Linked DNA regions of Homo sapiens: region 2 is linked to region 1. Evidence: chromatin loops called from intact Hi-C (ENCODE). Cell type or tissue: endothelial cell of umbilical vein. All regions are shown on one strand. Links, peaks and the distances in the headings refer to the core of each region. The heading gives the core; the rest is flanking DNA.

Region 1 (10,219 bases), core at 1,474-9,473:
GTTTTCCTCACTGGGATGCCAGCTCATGAGAGCTGAGGGGTTTGCCTGCCTCGTTCACTGAAGCATATCAGGGACCAACAAGAGTGCCTGGTACACCGGGGCTCAGTAGATACCTGCTGAATGAATGGATGAGGCCTGGACTAGAGGAGTGGCCTAAGGGAAGGAGAGAAGTGCTAGGGGAGAGTGAGGTGTGGAAGGCGAATTGACTGGTTGGGGTAAAGTGGAAGTGGTGGACACACGGCTGAGCCCCCAGGGACTTCTGAGTTGGTGGCTGTGGCCCTATGCAGGTGCCTTTCTGGCTCAGGAATGAGACCATGGGGTGATTCCAGGATCCAAGAGAAAAGCATAAAGGATGGCCTGGCCAGGTCTCAGGAGGTGCGGAGGGATGGGGCAGGACCAGGCCAGATGCAGAACTGGGGGCAGGATAGGGGAAACTGAGGCAGATGCCCCATCCTGTGCACTAGATCTGAGTGCACTGGGAGAGACTGGAACTCAGTCCCTGCTTCCAGTCCAGGGGATCCCTCTCCCAAACACCACACTGCTCCAGCCTGGCAGCCCTGCCATCTGGATGGGAAGAGAGAGGACCAGGATAGGAAAGGCGGAGGGTGGGGGGCTGGGGTCTGTAGTGTGTTCCAGACCTCTGCTGTCTAATAGAAATGTAGCACAGGCCACAGAGGCATGCCACGTGTCATTTTACATTTTCTAGTAACACATTACAAAAGTAGACAGAGATGGGTGAAGTGAGTTTTAACTACATATTTTACTGAACCTCGTATGTCCACAATATTATTTCAACCTGTTATCAATATAAAAATTAAATAAGATATTTTACATTCCTTTTTTAGGGGGTACAATGTCTTCAAAAACTGTTGTGTATCCTACACTTACAGCACACCTCAGTTTGGACTTGCCACATGTCATGTGCTCAGTAGCCACATGCGCCAGTGGCTGCTGCATGGGACAAGGCAGCCCTGGGCCCTGGGTCCCACCCACCAGGAATGAGGCACTGGGAGGGGCTGAGTCTGCAGAGGGGCCTCCAGGGTACCAGCTGATTGAGGTTGAAGTTGGGGAGAAGGCAACCACATGGGCGATGGAAGGCCTTTTTCCTCTGCTTTCTCTTTTGTCAGTTCACTCACTCACTCACTCAACAGACTTTTAATGAACACTTACTATGTGCAGGGCGCTATGCTAGGTGCTAGTGCATTGGCGTGGAGTAGTAGTTCTTATTAGGATACTATTCCTCTCTCATAGATGAGAAAGCTTAGGCTCAGAGAAGTTCTGACTTTCTGGAGGTCACGTAGCTGGTAACCCTCTGAGCTCTTTCTCCTGCTCCATGTTGCATAGATAACTGAGATATAAGTAAAGCCTCCAAGAGGGAGGAGGTTGGGGATGAGGTAAGATCTACAGAGGGATGTCCCCAAGGAAACTCATGTCTCTAGGTCTCTACACCTCCTTAGAGACCTGGTTCCTCCCCCTCCCACTCAGTTTTCTCTCCGCTTGAGCTTTGATGCTCCCCGGGGGCCTCAGAACCAAGACTTCCTAAGGAACTTGAATTTAGACCATCTTCTTCCTAGATGACAGTCCAGCAACCCTGCAGGAGGTGGAGTGACTGGTTACACTGCTGACCTGGCAGCTCTGGAGGCTGGACTCGGAGCAGCCCAGGTGTCCCCAACTGGAAGGCCCATCCCCACCAAGGCAGCAGAAGAATGGGAGCAGAAACAGGAGTACTTGAAAGAGTGGATTCAAGTCCTGACTCTTTTTCTTCCCAGTTGAGGAAGAACCTTGGGGAAGAGGCTTTGACCCTCTGGGGTCAGTTCTGTCTCCATTACATGGGCGGAGTAACCTACCTCCCAGGATGAGGGCCCTGAAAGCAAGTGGTCCATTAAGGAAAGGTCAAATAGGGCTTGGAAAGGGACTGTTTTTCAAGAATGACAAACTCGTGTGAGTTTCGCTTAGAAACCCTGACTCGGCTGCCTCCAGCAGGTGGGGGCCTGGCAAGGGTTCCTCATGCGTGAAAGCTCTGGAACGTTTCTGGGGTCTAGGGTCTGGGTTTAAGTCTGGCCTGCAGGTGGGAGGGTCTCTGTGCCTTCCTTTCCTTCATCCTATTGTTTACTAAGCACCAAGTACCGACTGGGTGCCCAGTGAGTTAAATAGCTCTTCTTTCCAGATGAGGAAACTGAGGCACAGAGAAGTCTGGTGACTTGCCTGAGGTCAACCAGCCAGAAAGTGGCAGAGCTGGGTTTTAAACCTCGGTCTCCTCGTCCAAAGCCATTGCCTCTGGCCTCTGCCCAGCACTTGGAGATGCCAATGGGCTGTTCACCAGGAGTCACTCATGGCAACTGCCTCACAGATGGCCTGGGTCCCTCACAGGCAGGGGTCAGCTGTGCATCATGCATTGGGACACGCAGGAGCAGGGAGGCTGCCGGGCCGGGGAGGCTGCAGGGCCAGGCGCGGCCGGATTCACAGGTTGAAGACTGTTCCTCTGGGCTTCCGGACTCCGTGCCTTCCCCCACAGCCCCTTCCCGGGCCGCCTCCCTTCCTGGCCCGGTGCTGGGGGTGACTAGCGGGTGGGGTGGCATCCGGGCTGGGGCTAGAACTGTGAAGAGGGTGTCTGGGTAGAGACTGATGGCCTGTCAGTTGGCTGCCAGCACATCCTCAAATTCTTTGTCTCTGTGTGGAGTGGGGACTGTGGAGGGGGCAGGGGTTGGGCACAGCAGAGGAGGAGGATGCCGGGGTGGGGGCAGGAGAGGGGCATGGCGGGTTGCGGGAGGCCTCCGTGGTCTGCTGGTGCTTACGCTTGTCGGCGGTGTGTGTCTTCGGGAAGTCAGGTCCTTGCCCCCTGCTTTGGGGCCAGAGACAGGAGTTCAGATCCTAGCTCTGCTCCCCACTTGCTGGGGGTGGGGGGGTCCCAGGCCTGTATCGTTCCTGTTTCCAGTCCTAGGCCTCTGTTTCTTCATCCATGCAATGGGTCTATCCAGCTCTGACCTGCTGTGATCTCTGTAAATCTGAGCTGATTAGAACATTTGGCCCTGAAATTCCAGAGGCCTTTAGGCTTCCCTGATGGAGGGAGCATGGGGCTGAGTCTTGGTGCTGTCAGGGAGGCACTGAGGGGGCTGGGGGTGGGGTCAGAGAGGTGGGGAAGGTGAACCCTCCCCACTGCAAGGCCTGGCAGTAGGGCAAAACCAGGCTGCTTATCTCCCCAGCCTGGGCACCCTGGATGACTGTGCTGGGGACATGGGGCTGATGGAGGGGTCGCCAGGGAGGAGGCGGAGAAGACAGAGATGTCATCTGTCCTGAAAGACACAGCCCTTCAGGGCTTCCTGCCCTCTCTGCAGTTCTTGCCAGGTCACCTGGGCCCCAAAGACCCCACAGTTCTGTTCACCAGCCCCCTTCAGTCCTTGTCACCTGGCTACTGCTAGGCAGCCACACTCAGCTCCATGATCTCACCAGCAGCCAAGTAGCTGAACACACAGTCACAGCGCCCCCGCCCCCACACACACACATAGGCACAAAGCCTGTGGCACAGTCACACATGGGCTTGTAGAGTTATAGGTGCCCCCGCGTGCACAGCCCTCCTGGGAGCCAGCACGGGAGATCACGCATGCGTGCCCACCCCAGCGTGTGGGTGAGCCCAGGGCTGTGCCCAGCCCAGCTCTTAGAGAACCACTCTGAGGCCTCCCTAGACAGAGTCGCAGGAGCCGTCCTAGAGGGGTGGGGGTGGTGATGGGATGAGAAGCTCTCTGTGGGCCTCTGATCCCCTCCTTTAATAAAAGGAGCTAGAAGGCCCCCTCCTCAGCACCCCACCCCCCAGCCTCAGCACCCAAAGCATCCATTATTCCACCCGATGCCCCCTCTAGTTCTGCGGGGTGAGTGCGCTGAGCACATCTTACAGAGGGCAAACTGAGGCTGGGGAGGAGAAGGGGGGTTGCCCAAGGGCAGAGCTGGTGAGGTCAGAAGCAGAATTGCAAGCCGGGGCGGTGGGCCCCCAAACCTGTGTTCTCTCAGGCCGCCCACCCCCATCTGCCGGGCTGGGGTGTGGACCCCGAAGCGTGCCCCGGGCCCCCTCCACCCCAGCACCCAAGGGCCTCCCGGACACAAAGCCACCTGGCGGCGCTCGAGGGGGCGCGCGTGGGAGCGCGCACGGTGGCCCGCGCCTCCGGCCAAGATGTTCCCTCTCCGCGTGATTGACAGGCTCGAGTGCCGAGAAACAAAATTGTTTATGCGCTAATGAATAAGGCCCTGATTGCAAGATCCTGTTTGGAAAATTATAGTGCGGCGGCGGCGGCGGCGGCCGCGGCGGCCCAATTACAGCCCGCGCTGCATATTCATTTCGTCTCTCCTTTGCATCGAGATGAACGGGCGCCCCGCGCCCTGCAAAGGCAACGCCAAATTTAGTCCCAGGTTCCGCACTCCTCCGCGCCATTGTCTGCCCCGGACCACCTGCCTCCTGCCGGCCTGATTGCCCGGGAGGGCGCGAGCAGGGAGGCCAAGAAAGTTCTCCCTACCCCTCCTCCTGGCAACCCCTTCCCTCGGTTCTCTCCGCTCCCTCCTCCGACTCCCCGTCTCTGTCTCCCTTCCCCTCCCGGTGTCTCTTTCTCCCTCTGTTCTCTCTCTACTTATTCTGTGCCCCGCACTTCCTCTCCTCGCTCTAGGCCTCTATCTGGGTGCATCACCGGTCTAGAATGTCAGTCGCTGTCCCTCCCCCTCCAGCTTCACATTCCCTGCGTTCCTGGGTCCCTGGGTACAGCAGGGGCAGTAACGGGGACCGTCTGCTCCTTGGAGGTCACAGAGGTATGAGGCGGGTCTCAAGACCCCTGCCTTGGCTGTGAGCATGGGGTGGCTTGGCTCGTCCCCGCAACCAAGCTGCTGGGGAGAGAGGCCCCTCCCTGCCCGCTGCCTCTGCCGCCTCCCGCATGCCACCAGATCCACTTATCCTGCGGCTCAGGCCCCTTGGCTGCCCAGGCTGCGCCCTCACACCTCCCTGCCCTGCACATGCTGTTCTCTTGCTGGCACGCCCGTCCTGTCTTCCCAGACGCATCCCAAGTACAGCTCAGAGCAGCCTTCCCCTGTCCCCACCACCGCAGGCAACAGGACAGCTCCCTCCCAGAGCACGCTGGTGTCCAGGCATGTCCTGCAGGTACAGCAGCAGGCAGGGTACACTGGCGTCCTTCTCCCGGGCCTGACCAGCCTGGGGGCTGCCGGTGAGTCACCAGGAAGCTCTGGTGTCCAGCTCAAGGCTGATCAAACGGACACCTCCACTGTGATATGGGGGTATAGTCTCCCTGTCCTTGTTGTATGGTGATGGTGGGCAGGAGGGGAGAGGAGGCTGGGAGGGAGGGACTGGGGCTTTGCAGCACCTGGACGCCACAGACCAGGACTGGCCCTGGTTCCAGACAGTGACAAGGACAACTAACTGGTCCTTGTCACTGGGTCATTGACTTAACTGACAAGTACCTGAGGCCCAGTCTGGCTGGAGGCTCATGGTGGGGGTGATGGTGGCGAGGGCTCTTCAGAGGATGGCCGTGCTCCTCCCCGTCCTGCCTGGGGCCCCACTGAGTAACCAGGCATCTGCACCCCTTCCTGGGATGGAAATTGGGGTATTCAGACGTGAGCAAAAATGGACAACCACATATACCAACTGGCCTAGACAACCCCCAACCCTGCCGCCAGAGACACACAAAGTAATAGACTCCCACAGTCACATACACACAAACATAGACACGCAGCCTCTCCTTGAAAGACCCACGCAGCCTGAGACACAAAGGCAGGCTGGCCCCTGGGCGTGTGTGGGGCAGCACTGCCCTCTGGCGGCTGTCTTGGCAATCTCTCTGTCAGGCTCTGGCTAGCTTCCTAGAACCACAGCTGAGCCACGATGCGGGTGCCCAGGCCCAGACCCAGAGAACTGGGACTCCCAGGGATGGGATTTCAGGGAGGAAAAGGAATTTGTGTTCCTAGGGTCGAGGGTCTTTTGAGTTCCAGTTCCCTACCCCAATCTGCATGTAATGCAGAACATGTGAGCAGAACTTGCTCACAGAAGGACCAGTCCAGGGATGGTGAGGGGGCGGAGCTCCTTATCATGGGAGGAGTACGAGTTGGGCTGGGACCACTTGCAGATTGGTGGTCTTTAGTGGCAGAGTGGACAACTTCATAGGTCATCACCAGCTTGAAGAGCTCTGGGAGGTATGTCTAGTCTTCTCCTACTTCACCCCAGCCCAGCCACTCTCCTGTTTGGTTTGTTTGTCAGTCATCAAACTCTGACAGCATCTCAGCACCTCAAACAGCAGGGGAGATCCTGGGTGGCGGGAGATGAGGCTGTGGAGGGTGGCCAGGCCACCCCTTGGAGGTCTTCGAGGCCAGTATTAGGTGTGTGGGCTTTATTCTGGGGGACAGGGATCTGGAGACAGGCCCAGACAGGGAAGCGACTTGGTCAGATGGGCATGTGAGCACCAGCTAAGGAGAAGCTTAAGGAGCACCAGCTAAGAAGCGACTTGGTCAGATGGGCATGTGAGCACCAGCTAAGGAGGCAGGAGGGCCAGACGGGAGGGATGTGGTGGCCTGGACCAGGACAGGGGCAGGAGTGAGGTGGCAAGAACGACGCAGATCCCAGAGCTATTAAGGAGATGGACTCGCCAGGCTTTGGTGAGGAATTGGCCATGGTGGGCATGGAGCCGGAAGATGAAGTTACCTTGGGGCATATCAGTGCTGACAAAGGGGCCTGGGGGAGAGATGATGAGTCTGATGTGGCTCTGAGAGCCTGAGAGCCTGAGAGCCAAGGGGATGTCTGGAGAGGATGTCTGGAGAGGTATCAGCCTAGAGCCTGAGAGCCAAGGGGATGTCTGGAGAGGTATCCAGGAGGCAGTTGAAATCAGGCCTGGAGATATTCACTTGGGAGTTGGAAGGTTACTGACAGGTGGTTGAAGGCAGTGCACAGCTGAGGCCACCCAGGAAAGGTCCTTGGAAGCCCTAAGCACCAAAGATATGGTGTTCACCTCACCCCCATGAGTCAAAAAGGAGTCTAAATTAAATTATAAAATGTAACACTTACATGCCTTACAAAACTCTTGGACTGGCACGGTGGCTCACACCTGTAATCCCAGCATTTTGGGAGGCCAAGATGGGCAGATTACCTGAGGTCAAGAGTTCGAGACCAGCCTGGCCAACATGGTGAAACCCCGTCTGTACTAAAAATACAAAAAGTTAGCCGAGCATAGTGGCGCATGCCTGTAATTCTAGCTACTCGGGGGGCTGAGGCAGGAGAATTGCTTGAACCTGGGAGGGAGAGGTTGCAGTGAGCCGAGATCACACCACTACACTCCAGCCTGAGCAACAGAGTGAGACTCCATCTCAAAAAACAAAAATAAAAATAAAAACAAAAAACGTTTGCAATCATCACATCCATGGGTTCACAGAAACACATTTTCCTCCTCATCTTCCTTGTTTGATGCTCCTGGTCTGATGGTGCCCTGAGGTGTCTACCTGCTTGCCGGCTAGGTGGCCCAGCTCCAAATCCAGGCAAAAACAAGAGGCTCAGGGGGCACCAACAGGCTGGGACCGAGGGGAACAAGATGCCCACAAAAGAGAGAAGGAACACCCAGGAAGACTGGAGGAAACCCAGGAGAGTGTGGCATCACTGGGGCCAAGGAAGGAGGGGGTTCCAAGAAAGAGGACATGATTAGTCATGTAGAAAACAAGAGGAGGCACGGAGATGAGGACTGAAGAGGGGGCCCGGATATGGCTGTGGGGCTGCCAGGCAGGCTCAGTAAAGCAAAGCTGGTCACCTCTCCACGTATCTCTGCTCAAGGGGGCCAGCCTTTGGTGGGGACACTCGGGTGCCCTTTGCCCTTGAGGATCCTCCGGACCTACAAACAAGGAGGGAGTAAGACCCTGGGGTAGGGTTGAGGCGAGCTGACCTCAGAAGGAGAAAAGGAGACCAAATATTTCAGTGGACTCAAGGCAGGGGGCGCCTCTGGGTGGCAGTCCCTCCTCTGACCACAAGGGGGCAGCATAAAAGCAGGTCCTGCGTGGGCTCAGGCTTCTGTAAGGAGTCGGCTTCCAGATGCTGTTTTCATCTGTGATGCGTCCTTGGGCTCTCTGGGCCTCAGTTTCTTTCTCCGCAAAATGGGGCAGTTGGACATCATATTCTCTTGGACCCTGTTGGGATCCCCTTCATTCTGCATCCCCTTACCGCCTTCCCAGCTCAATGTGACACCCCCCATCTGACCACAATAAGTGTGTTAAGTGAGTAAGGTCAATGGCACAGGTATAGCATGTGGTGAGAACACAGAATGCTAGCCCGAGGAGGCCTACAGGCGTGTGCAAGGTTAGCTGAGTGAGGACAGACCATCCCATGAGCTTGGGTTAAACCTGCCTGCAGCGACCGTCTGTGAAGGTGGCCTCTGCTTCCTCTTACGGGGAGTACTGGGGTGGGGGTGGGGCTGCCTCTGCCTCTTCTGTCTGCCCCCAGGGCAGAGCTCTGGCTCTTTGTGCAGGCTCCTTGTCCTGCCACTGTTTGCCCTCTCTGGGACATGTCAGCACCTGTGCCCTCTTTGGGCCTCAGGGCTCATCGAGACAAGGAGGGAAAGAGCATGAGAGTCTCCTCAGCACTGCTGGTCCTCAGGTCTCTGAGGCAGCCCCACCCTATCCTGGGATGCCTCCCAGTGCTGCCCTGTGGGTCTGCAGTCCTTTGGTGCCAGTTGGTGGGAGGGGCAATGTGAGGGTCACGACAGTTGATTCCTGGCTCTGGGCCGCCATCAGATCTTCAGAGGGGCTGGTGTGCTGGTGGCTGCTGGTGGCCTCAGCTGGGGACAAGGAGTCAGGGTTGGAGCCTCATTCCATGTCTGACAAAGTGTGGCTTTAGTTGATCACTGCTGGTGGGTGGCAGGGAAGCTGAAGCCAGGGCAGGAGCAAGAGGTGGCCTGGGGAGACAGTACCTCTGTGGAGGGCCCCTTCCCCTCAGAAGCTGGGCCAGCCCAGGGCAGCCGAGGACAGTGACACAGGAGAACACCCACGGGCCAGTTGTCCGGTGCCAGCTCCCCGGCTGTGTGATCTTGGGCAAGTGGGCAACCCTCTCTGAGCTATGGTAGGGAGACCTATCCAGAATTCAGGAAAGCATGTTATAGGCCCAGGGCAGTCCTGGTATTGGGGCAAAGAAGGGCAGGCAACCCTGGGTCACCGACTTGTCCTAGGGGTCCAGTCCCCGGGATTTGGCCTCTTGGAGCCCACTGGGTGGGTGTCTAGGGGAAACTGAAGATGGATCTGACTCAGTTGGGTCCTGGTACCAGCATTTTGGCTTGGGAGTGGGAAAGGGTAATAAAGGACTCTACAGTCACAAGAGCTTGGCCGCTGCCTGGACAGGCAGCCTATGCAAGTCCCCTCCTATCTCTGAGCTGCCATTTCTTTATCTTTCTGAGTTCCACCTGGGGCAGGACCTTCAGCTTCCCAAGTCTCACCAGACCATCGCCTCCCGGGTGCCAGGCTGAGTTGGCTCTCAGGCCCTCTCTTTCCCAGGCGGGCCTCGGGTGGTGCCAGGTGCCGCAGGAGCTTCCGGTTGGTGCAGGGAGCTGGCTGGCGTGGGCTGTCTGAGGGCAACTGTCTCGGTGCTTAGCTGAGGCCTCATCGAGTGGCACCTGTGGCCCGGGCCAGCTGGGATGGGAAAGGGTGGTCTGGCCTCCACCTGCTCAGCTCACTTGCCCTCTAGCCACTCTCACTTGAGCCTCAGCCTCCTGTATCTGCTGCTGCTGCTGGAGCCCAAGGGGCTGGGGCCATGGCTGGGTGCCCCAAAGACAGGAGAGAAGGAGGTGCTGGGGCTTTGCGCCCTGGAGGGGACAGCTAGAGACTCATCAGGCAGGAAGTATCTCCTCTTCTTGATTCTGATCCTTCACCCACCTATGTCAGCCTCACACCTGTACCTGTACACCTGTGGGGCAGCCTTCCCCACCTGTGGTTTTCCCCACTTCTGGAGCCCTAGAAGAATATGTAGAGCAGGCTTGGGGTGTGGCCCCATGGAGCACCCCCAAACTGCCTCTGGTCCCCAGGCTCCGGCTTGTGCTGTCCCTTCCCGCTGTCTGGATTTTGGCCTGTCTGTGGGACCTTGAGGAGCCTGGAGCCTGGAGCTGCCAGCTCGTCTGGGCCCTCCAGGCTCCAGGATCTCTGGAGGCCATGGGTGGGGCTGGTGCTGGCCTTGTTGGTGTTGCTCCTGCTGGAGTAGTGGTGCCCTCTG
Region 2 (10,219 bases), core at 1,305-9,304, 100 kb before region 1:
CCTGCAGGATGCTGCTTCCTGTGTCACTGTAGGCTTGTAGACTCCAGCTTCCAAGATGAATCTAACCTCGTCAACACTCAGCTCCCCACAATCTGGCTCCTGTCTACTTCCCTAGCCTCATCTCCCTTTGTTGCCCCAGCAAACACTAACTGGGCCGCCACTCTTTATCCTGGTCCAACTCCTTTCTGCTCTTGCCTGTCTGTACTTACTCATCCTTCAGGACTTATCTGAAACGTCACCTCCTCTAGGAAGCCTTCCTGATCCACCACCCATAAGCCAGGTTAAGTGACCCTCCTCCTTGCTTCTATAGCACCCTTTGTAGCACCTGTCACACTGCACTGAGTTGCTGGCTTTCTTCTCTCTTAAGAGACTGTGGGCTCCTCAAGGGCAGGGACAAGGACAGCTTCCTCTATTTCCTGGGCCTAGTGTGGAACCTGGTATGGAGTAAATGCTTCACAAATGTCTGCTGACCTGAACTTACTTAGCGAATGTCAGAGCTTCCTGGAAGGGGACTTCCAGTAACTATAATTGTTCACATTTGCAATATGCTTTGAGGTATGCAATATTGCTTTGCCATATACTTTGAAGCTTTGATTTGTCCCCTGCCTTCATAAAGAATTTGATGTGGTACCTAGTAGAATAACAAACAGAAAATTCAGAGAGCCCGTGCCACAATGACGGCTAATGTTTATTGATTGACTACTGTGTGCCAGGCATATTTCTGAGTCCTGTCACATGGATCATTTGCGTAATTTTCACAACCATAGGAGTTGAACTCGGTTATCCTCACTTAACAGATGAGGAAACTGAGGCTGATGAGTGACTGAAGAACTTTTCCAGGATTACCCAAGTAATAAAGGGAAGTGACAAGGTTGACATTAAGGCCATCTGGCCCCGGAGTTTTGTGCTTCTCAAATCCCTTTCACACTGATTATCTTATTGACTCCTCTGAGATTGATATTGTTCCCAGATATTGATATTAAGAAAAATGTGTTTCAGATAAGTGACTTTTCCAAGTTCAGCGTGCCAGGAAGTGGCTGGGCTGGGTTGGTGGTCTATCTTACGCCCAGGCTCGCTCCGTCACTTCCACATCGCTGATTCACACGCGCATTTTGCAAACAAGGACACTGAGGCCAGGAGAGGTAAATTGCCGGCCTAGGGTCATACAGTTTGTACCCCATTCTGTGCTCTTTCCTCAAACAGGAAATACCTAGGAAGCTGATGGGGTGAGGGTAGGTCCTAGGCTTGGAAGGGGGGTGCTGCCGTGTCTCTTCCCATTGTCCCTTTCTCATTTGTCACAATCTGAATGTTTAAATTTCGTATTTAGTATTTACTCTGAAATGGCTTTCATCTGATTTCCCCCTTGCTCACCAATTTAGCTGTCAAAGTAAATAAATGTGAAGCTGGGTCTCCAGCCTCCCCCAGCTCACATTACCTTCCTAGAATTACTCCCCGGCAGGGTCGAACCATTGCTGGGGGCCTCCCACAGAATTATCCAGTTACTAATGAAGCCTCTTTCAAACTGAACCCTTGGGCCTAGACTCAAATGGGGGAAGATGGCAAAATTCACCCCAGAGGACCAGATGACCACATCCTGTTTAGTGACCGGGAGAAGAACTGCAAAGTGAGAAGATGCCATTATTCATGTAGGGTGCTTAATACAGCTTCAGGGTTGTATAAATGAATAAATCTACAACACTTTAAAAAATATTAGTTCTTTTTTTTTTTTTTTTTTTTTTTTTTTGAGATCGAGTGTCACTCTGTTGCCAGGCTGGAGTGCAGTGGTGCAATCTCGGCTCACTGCAGCCTCTGCCTCCCAGGTTCAAGCAATTCTCCTGCCTCAGCCCTCAGCCTCCCGACTAGCTGGGACTATAGCCACCTGCCACCACACCCGGCTAATTTTTGTATTTTTAGGAGAGACTGAGTTTCACTATGTTGGCCAGGATGGGCTTGATCTCCTGACCTTGTGATCCACCCACCTTGGCCTCCCAAAGTGCTGGGATTACAGGCATAAGCCACTGCACCCAGCCAAAATATTAGTTTTTAATGTATAGTTAGTTGTCACTTCAATTCTGAGAGGTCAGTATCATTATTCCCCGTTTTGCAGGTGAGGAACTGAGGCTCAGAGAAGCTAAGTGACTCAAAGTGACCCACAGTTTGTCATAGGAAGAAATCAAGTATCCTAATGGAAGGTACTATGTTTGCTAATCCTAATTTTGCCAAGGTCACTCCTATCTGGACTCTTTTTCCTGATGGAAAAAGATGGAGTCAGGAGTCATTGGAAGAGAGATTTCTTTTCCAAAGTAATTTCACTTCTGTCCTCTTTGAAGTTAGGCAAGTTCTGGGCTCGAATAATGGTTCTGCATCTTCCTTAGGTAAGTTATTCAGGAGAAGATTTGATTTTTTTTGGTTGATTCATCCCCTGCCTTCATAAAGAATTTGATGTAGTACCTAGTAGAATCACAACCACAAGATTCAGCCGGTCCATTGCCATAATGATGGCTGTTTATCATTTGCTTACTGTGTGCCTGGCATATTTCTGAGCCCTATTACATGGATCATTTGCGTAATTTTCACAACCATAGGAGTTGAACTCGGTTATCCCCACTTTACAGATGAGGAAACTGAGGCTGATGAGTGGCTGAAGAACTTGTCCAGGGTTACCCAAGTAATAAAGTAATAAAGGGAATAGAAAACAGATGCCAAGGTTGGCATCAAGGCCATCTGGCCCTAGAGTCTTTGTGCTTCACTACTGACTTTACTGCCTCTTACTCCAGTTTTTATTATCTGAGCACTTAATCAGAATTCAGGAGCAGAATTGCATAGTAGGTAAGAGTTTGGGTTCTAAAATCTGAGTGCCAGAGCTTCAGATGGGACTCCTGTAAGCTTGTTTCCTCAACTATAAAAGAAAGATAATAATATAACCTTTTTGTAGGGTAGTTGCAAGGATTAAAGAGGATAATGCGTGTAAACAACAAAGGGCTTAGCACATAAATGCTCAATAAATAGTTATTATTGTTATCACTCTAGGAGCACATGCTTCACATTCCCCCTCATTAGAGTGCAGCAGCTTGTTTGTCCAGCCTCTGAACCTTTGTGGTCCTCTCTCTACCTGAAATACTTTCTTCTTCTCCCTGAACCCATCCAAATTTCACCTGCCCTTTAGTTTTAGCTCAAGCCTCTTCCATGGCTCATGTCTAAGAAGTTTTGCAAAGCCAGTACGATCTTCATGGTCTTCTTTCCTGGGGCCCTTCTGCACTCACAAATCTGGCATATGTGCAGCATTCTATAACGTTTATTAACCTTTCAATTCCCCCAGCCACCCAAAGGGGAGGAAGAGAAGGAGGTAAAGCAGGTCCTATTGTTATTCCCATTTTGCCGATGAGAAAACAGGCTGAGCCTATAAGTGGTGAGGCTGGGAGTCACATCCAGGTCTTTTAACAGATAATGTGGAGTGTGTGTGTATGTGTGTGTGTGTGTGTGTGTGCACATGTGTGTGTGCAGAAAGTAAACATGGTCATGTCTGCAGCCTAGAAATCAAGAGTATGAGCTCTAATGTGAGATGAATGTGGTTTTAAGTCCTTGGTTCTGGCAATTAGCCATGTGCACCATTTTGGATATATCACATGAACTCTCTGAACCTCAGTCTCTTGATCAGTAAAACAAGCACGCTGAGAGATGCTACCTCACGGGATTATTGTGAAAAGAAAATGAGATCACGATTGTAAAATGCCTCGTATCATGCCTGGCACAGATTAGTAGCTGTAATAACTGGGAATAATCCCAGTAGTAGCTGAAATTATTATGTGCAAAGGAGATATTTGAGAGGGAGGGGTTGTTCTTCTGTATTCATGTTTGAGAATGCATGTGTATGTGTGTACACATGTGTACCTATGCATACACCTCACCCGCTTTCACATTGCAACTTGTTCTCTTCGTATAAAAGATTAGGGTTCAAAGAGAAACTCTTTTCACTCTGAATTTCTGTGTCTGAGAGCAATGAATGACTGGGATGCAGAGGGCGGGAAATGCCATTAGCTGAGGCTGGGGCTATTTTTGTGTACCTTGATGCCAGTAAAGGAACAGATATTTGTATCTTTGGGGAATATGGGTGTGGATCTTTAGTATCGTGTTGGTGTGCAGGCATCCTCTACTACCTGCGCCTGTCAGAACCTGCCTGTGTGTGTGCAAACTGAGACTATAACTATTGGGAATCTATGGCTGCAGAAGTGTGTGTGATGTGTCTGCCTATAAATGCCTATCAATAGTTGTCTCACCATCTGTAAGGATGTAAGTACATATTTGAGGGTGCCTGAGTAGAGGACATAAGGTTATACATGGGTTTGGAGCTCTGTGAAAATCTGTGCCCTCTTGAGTATGGCTGTGTGTACAAATGGAAGAACAATTGTGTGTGGGGGGGTGTTTACATCTGTAAATGAGGGCAATTATGGAGGTGATGACATGTGTGATGTGGTGAGGGTAGGCTGTCATGGTGTCTGTAGGGCTGGATCTATGTCTGAGTGTGCTTATTTGTTTTTAGATGATGTATGTTTACATGTGTCTCTTTAGGCTCAGTTTGTGTGTGGAGAAGGGGGCTGAGACTCTAAGTGTCCACTTGTGTATGCTGCAGGGCGTTAGTGTGTGTAAGGCTCCATCTTTGGGTTTGAAGGTTCTGTGTCTGTGTGTCTGGGGGCAGTGTCTTCTGTCTAAATGCCTGGGCCTTCCTGCCTTCCCTACCATTCTCATTGTCAGTAGAACCCTAGAGAAGAAGGGATGGGCATTGGACTGTGTGGTTAAGCAAATCCTGAAGGGAAGGGGAATGTGCCAAGCAATCCCTTCCAAGAGAATTCAGGGAAACTACCCTCCCGTTTCACCTCAGTCCCTGGGAGCTGGTGCACTGTCTGGTTCTTATAGAGCAGAGGTATCTGTGCAGGTGTGTGAGAGTAAGTGTGGTGCCTCGTGCCCGTGTAAATGATGTGAACAGGTAATCACTTACATTAGTGTGTACACAAATGTACCAGGCATGGGATTGCATCAACACAGTGTAATAACGTGTGACCTCCTACGGAATCTATCTCCGCAGATGGTATGGCCATGGGTCCCTCCTGTACCTGTGAGTGGGGCAGTGTCTGAGGAAGATGGGTGCCCCTTGAGGGAGGAGCGGTAGTGAGAGCTGGGTGGATGTGTGCCCGCCGGTGCCTTTGTGTACTGGCGTGTCTCCGAGTCTCTCTGTCGGCAGCTCTGAGTTTCTGTGTGTCTCTGTGTCTGTGTGTGTGTCTCTCTCTCTGGGTCTCTGCCTCGTCGTGTGTGTCTTGCTCTCCCTTGGCGGGGAGGGGATTGGTCACGCATGACTCATCTTGAACCGAGCGGGGCTCCAGCGGCAGGGCGGCCGCCGTTGCAGCTGGAGGGGGAGGAGGACAAGGAGGAGGGAGAGGAGGAGGAGGACTACCAAGAGGGGGAGGAGGAGAAGAAGGAGGGGGCGGGGGCCTCTCCAAGTTTGTCGGGACCTTCTTCCGAGGCAGCGGCGGCAGCAGCCAGGGAGGCCGGGGCTGCGCGCGGGCCGGGGGCGGGGGCTGAGGCCGGGCCCGGGGCGGCGGGGCCGGCGCCTCGGCTCTCCTCCTGCTCCTGCAGCAGCCTCTGCTCCCACTGCGGCTGTGGTCCCCCTCGGCGCAGCTCTCCGCGCTGCGCGCCCGCTGAGCCCGAGGTTCCCCGGCCCATGTACTGGAAGCATGAGAACGCCGCCCCGGCGTTGCCCGAGGGCTGCCGGCTGCCGGCCGAGGGCGGCCCCGCCACCGACCAGGTGAGCCGGCGAACGACTGGGTGAGCGGCCCGGGCCGGGGTCGGGCAGGGTCCGGGACCCAGCCGGGCCGAGCAGGGTGGCGGGCGGTTGCAGGAAGGAGGGGTACGAGGGTGCGCCTGTGAGTGTGTGCTTGTGAGTGTGGGAGCGCGCGCGCGAGCGGGGGGGGGGGGTCGCGGAAAGCGGGAACACATTATGCAAATGTTGGAGGAATTTCTCAAAAAGCGATTTAGTAAAGACACAGGCGAATCAAGAGGAGGCGAGGCCGGTATTGTCCGTCTGAATAGGCGCTGATAGCGCCGATGCGCCGGGGGTTGTGCCGGCGCAGCGCTGAGAATCCCGACGCGGGGCCGGTACCCGGCGCGCCGAGGGGCTGGAGGGTGCTTTTTCCTCCCCTTGAGCGCCTCTCTTTTCTCTTTTTGGTCCCGTTTCGCCCCGATCTCGCTCTCTTTTTGCTCCGGGTTTCCCTCCGACTGGCCCTCGAAAGGCGCCTGAATCCGTGTCAATATAGCTGCTTCAATTTCGCCGCGCGTGTCAGGCGGGCGGGCGGGCGGGTGCTCACCGCGCTCGGGGTTTTCTTTTCTTCAACCACCCTCCGCCCCTCACCCATCTCTTTTTTATTTTCTTTCTTTCTCTCTTTTCTCCTTTTTGCATTTTGTGCCGAGAGGAGAAGGGAGCGAGGAAGGGGAGTGGGGTGGGGGGGCGGGTGGAGAGAGAAAAAATTCGATTTTTAATTACTACCATTAAAAAATCAAATTTGCAATTCTTTGGGCGGCCTGATGGATCTCACTGATTGACAGTTGGAATTGACACTCTGGCTACCTCTTATCTTGGGCATTCACGACAATTTCTAATTGCAGGTAGTTTGTGTGTGTGTGCGCGTGTTTTTCTTCCCCCCTCAGAGGCTTGGATTGCAAGGGAACTAAGCGATTACTTCAAGAGCCACGGGTTAAGTGCAGGGAGAGGGGGAGAGAGAGGGAAAAAATCCAATCCAAATTCAAATTGCTTCATTAGAGAGACACCGCTTTTGTGGGGAAGGGCTTTAAATGCCCACTACAAAGTTAGGACTCATTGTTCGGCGCCGGTTTATATAACAGGCGCGGGGAGGCGCTGGGCTCAGGCTGTGCGGAGCCAGTTCAGCAGCCGCCGCCGCCTGCGTTCCCTCCCCCCCTCCCCCAGGTGATGGCCCAGCCAGGGTCCGGCTGCAAAGCGACCACCCGCTGTCTTGAAGGGACCGCGCCGCCCGCCATGGTGAGTCCGTTTGGCCCTGCCTGCGGTGCCCAGTCCTCCAGCGGCCCGGCCCTGGGGACCTGGCCAGGTTTTCCGGCCACGAACTGCTGCTCACGCTCTGGGGGACTCCCGGCGGGCGCCGCCCCTCTCTGAGCCTCGGTTTTCCGGCAGGGAATGTTGGCTTTAACCGCTCCCAGCACCCAGAATGCGCGTGTTAAAAGTTGGGGCCGTCCCTTCCTCTCCAATAGGCCCTTCCATCCCTGTCCTTCAGTCTACGGCGCATTGTCCTGGGGAGATTTCGTTGTCAATTGGTGCTCGGGGGCCCCAGATTTGTCTCCAAGGCAGCCCCAACTCTGGGTGCCCGGATCAGCGCTCCTCTCCTTCTCTCCCCCGCCGCAGGCTCAGTCTGACGCCGAGGCCCTGGCAGGAGCTCTGGACAAGGACGAGGGTCAGGCCTCCCCATGTACGCCCAGCACGCCATCTGTCTGCTCACCGCCCTCTGCCGCCTCCTCCGTGCCGTCTGCAGGCAAGAACATCTGCTCCAGCTGCGGCCTCGAGATCCTGGACCGATATCTGCTCAAGGTGAGACAGGGGTAGGTGTTGCGTGCGTGTTGTCGGGGCGTGGGACGCAGCGCAGGAGACTGCAGGGAAGCACCGCAGGTCCTCTTACTTCCAAATCCTGGCTCCACTGCTGCCCGACTGCGAAGCTTTGGGCAAGACTTAGGGTCTGCCTGAGCCCCCGGGTTCCGTCTGAAAAATAAGAAGAGTTTATTTCCATTTCCCTGAGTCTCAGTATTACGGGAGAAAAATAGGGGAATCGCATGCACCTTCTGAGCTTCAGCGCCTCTGACTGTAAATGAGACCGGGAAGGCTGGGGCCCGGAGTGAAAGAGGCCCGCGCTGAGCCGACCTCCGTCCCCGCCCCGTCCCCAGGTCAACAACCTCATCTGGCACGTGCGGTGCCTCGAGTGCTCCGTGTGTCGCACGTCGCTGAGGCAGCAGAACAGCTGCTACATCAAGAACAAGGAGATCTTCTGCAAGATGGACTACTTCAGGTAGGCTGCGGCCGCCGAGCCAGCAGTGTCGCCGAGGGCAGGCCCCGGGCGCATTCGGAGGCCACTTTTGCGGCGTGTGGTCTCTCCTCCAGAACCCCGGCGTCCCGAGTGCACTTCCGGCGCGCAGCGCTGGTCCAACCTGCCGGCGCTCAGCGGCGCGAACCCAGAGCTCCAGGCAGCGCGCCAGTGCCTGCACAGGTTTGCGCCCCGGATCTGCCTTCGGTCCTCGCGGTCCATTGGGTTTCGGTATCGTCTCTGGCTCTGTCTCGGGTCCTGCCTAAGTCTCAGGCTTCAGTTCTGACCTCGAGCGCCTCGGTGGAGCTCTGAGGTCCCCATTTCTGGCCCGGACCCACTCGGATCCCAGCCGTCGTCCGGCTGCATTTCCAGTGCGTTCGGGCTTCGAGTTCCAACCCTACTCGGACGTCATTCATGGTGGGGTCTCTCGCGGGCTGGACGCTGAGCTGGGCTTCGGACTCTTGCCCTGGCTCTGACCCTCGCTCCGCTCTGGGTTCGAGTCTGGTCCAGCCCAAAGCACCAGCGCCGCAACCGTCTCAGATCCGATCCCATACCCAAGCGCCTCGTCCTGAACCCCAACCTCTGTCTCCGGCTCCATCTCAACTCATTCCCCGGCGTCACTGGAGTGTCGCATTCTGAGCCTGGGGTCATGCGCAGGCCCCCAGCGCCTGTTCCAGTCCCAGCTTCGCTGTTGTTTTGGCCCGACTTTGGCCTCTCCAGGGTCTAGGCCTTGCCTTTAGGCCGCCAGGATGGGAAGTGGGAGAACTGGGCACCCGGAGCCCTGAGTGGGATTACCCCGGGCTGCGCTCTCCCTACTGCAGGCCGCGTCCAGCAGCCGAGAGCAGCCAGGCGCATCCTCCTGTCCTGCCGCGTCTTGGCCACTCGCCTGGGCCTCGCTTCTAGCCATGAAGCCCGGACCTGACCTGATTATGGGGTCGAGGTCACTGCAGGGTCATGGCCTTGTCTGCTGATCCCAGTGGGAGGCATCAACTGGCCTGAGGCTTGGACCACCAGGCCTATAGGATCAGAGGAGAATGGTGGAGAATCACTTCCTGAGAGGGATGCTTGTTCCCAAGTGCTTTCTCAAAAAGTGGAGAAAGCTGCTTCCCTATAACTACCCTCCAACCCACAGACATCTTTCCTATCCTTGCACAGGAAGACGTCATGGCTTCAGTCTTCCTGGCCAGACCCCTGCCCTAGAAAGAGCCTCTGGGAGTCAGGGAATATGGTGGAAGGCGATCTCCTCCTGTGCACTGGCATTGAGCCTCCAGCGATCTGGAAAGAGAAGATCTTGAGTCTAGGGGGAGGTTGGCAGCATTTGGGGCAAGGGTACTCTGAAAACCATGAGAAGCATGGTTAAAGAGACGGACTCTTCCTTTATGGGATGGATGTAGAAGAGTGTGCAGCTGGGGTGGGGTGGGGGCAGCTCAACCAAGTGGCCTAGGACTCAGTGTGCAAGGAGTGCCTGTGTGTCTGTATTGTCTGGGATCTGTGCAGTAGTGCTGGGGAAAGCATCACTGGGCAGGGTTGGGGGTATGTAGATAGCATGTGTGTTCCTTTATGGACCAACGTTTGTCTTTTAGTTCATGTGTGGGTGTCAAGAGTGGGTGTCTGTATGTGAATGTTGAGACTGTGTGTGTGCATGTGTGTGTGCGTGCACGTGCACGCAAAGTGGTGAGGACAGGATTACATCTGGACTAGGATCTGGAGGTGAGAGGGTGAGGTGAGGGGATTCTGAAATCCCATCATTCCACTCCCACCCTCTCCTCTGAGGGGGCATTCCTGCTTAAGGGCCTCCACCCAGGCACTGAGGGATGAAGGGGGTGATAAGAACGTATTTGTGAATCTGGACGGCTGTGTGTGTGTGTGTGTGTAGTCAGACAGGGGTTAATGGTGTGTAACCAGAGTGTGATGTCTCCTCTCACTGTCCCATCTGAGTATTGGTTTGGCCAGGACAGGAAATGGAGGTTACAGTCACTGTCTAGCCACCTCCCTGCTCTAGGCCTGACTCCAGTTGGTATAAAACATGCCAGATGGGCCGGGTGTGGTGGCTCACACCTATAATCGCAGCACTTTGGGAGGCCAAGGCTGGTAGATCACAAGGTCAGGAGATCGAGACCATC

What was found. Hi-C counts contacts between places; a loop is a spot of excess contacts. Peaks named below come from ENCODE experiments on the same cell type or tissue, not always from the same donor. Only the 100,000 strongest peaks of a DNase experiment are listed, where the experiment ranks them.
Region 2: a loop joins it to region 1, with 7 times the contacts of the local background. A loop is called at or near these places in 11 of 110 quality-filtered maps.

What each region holds. Positions count from the first base shown.
Region 1 is chr9:122,120,928-122,131,146 of GRCh38, reverse strand. No RefSeq gene overlaps it. Among named protein-coding and RNA genes, the nearest start is that of MIR4478, 5.9 kb to the right of the region's middle. RefSeq lists enhancers at 2,939-3,704, 3,705-4,471, 4,472-5,237, 5,238-6,004. In endothelial cell of umbilical vein, for the core only: CTCF peaks have their summits at 5,818 (motif pointing left) and 7,971 (motif pointing right); DNase peaks (open chromatin) are centred at 5,786 and 7,986.
Region 2 is chr9:122,224,238-122,234,456 of GRCh38, reverse strand. LHX6 (LIM homeobox 6) reads left to right here and starts at 5,500. Exons shown (of 10, transcript NM_014368.5): 1 at 5,500-5,800; 2 at 6,977-7,048; 3 at 7,427-7,609; 4 at 7,960-8,081. The coding sequence starts at 5,717. RefSeq lists an enhancer at 7,268-7,773. In endothelial cell of umbilical vein, for the core only: no CTCF peak of the experiment used is centred there; no DNase peak of the experiment used is centred there; H3K4me3 peaks cover 1,984 bases; H3K27me3 peaks cover 3,768 bases.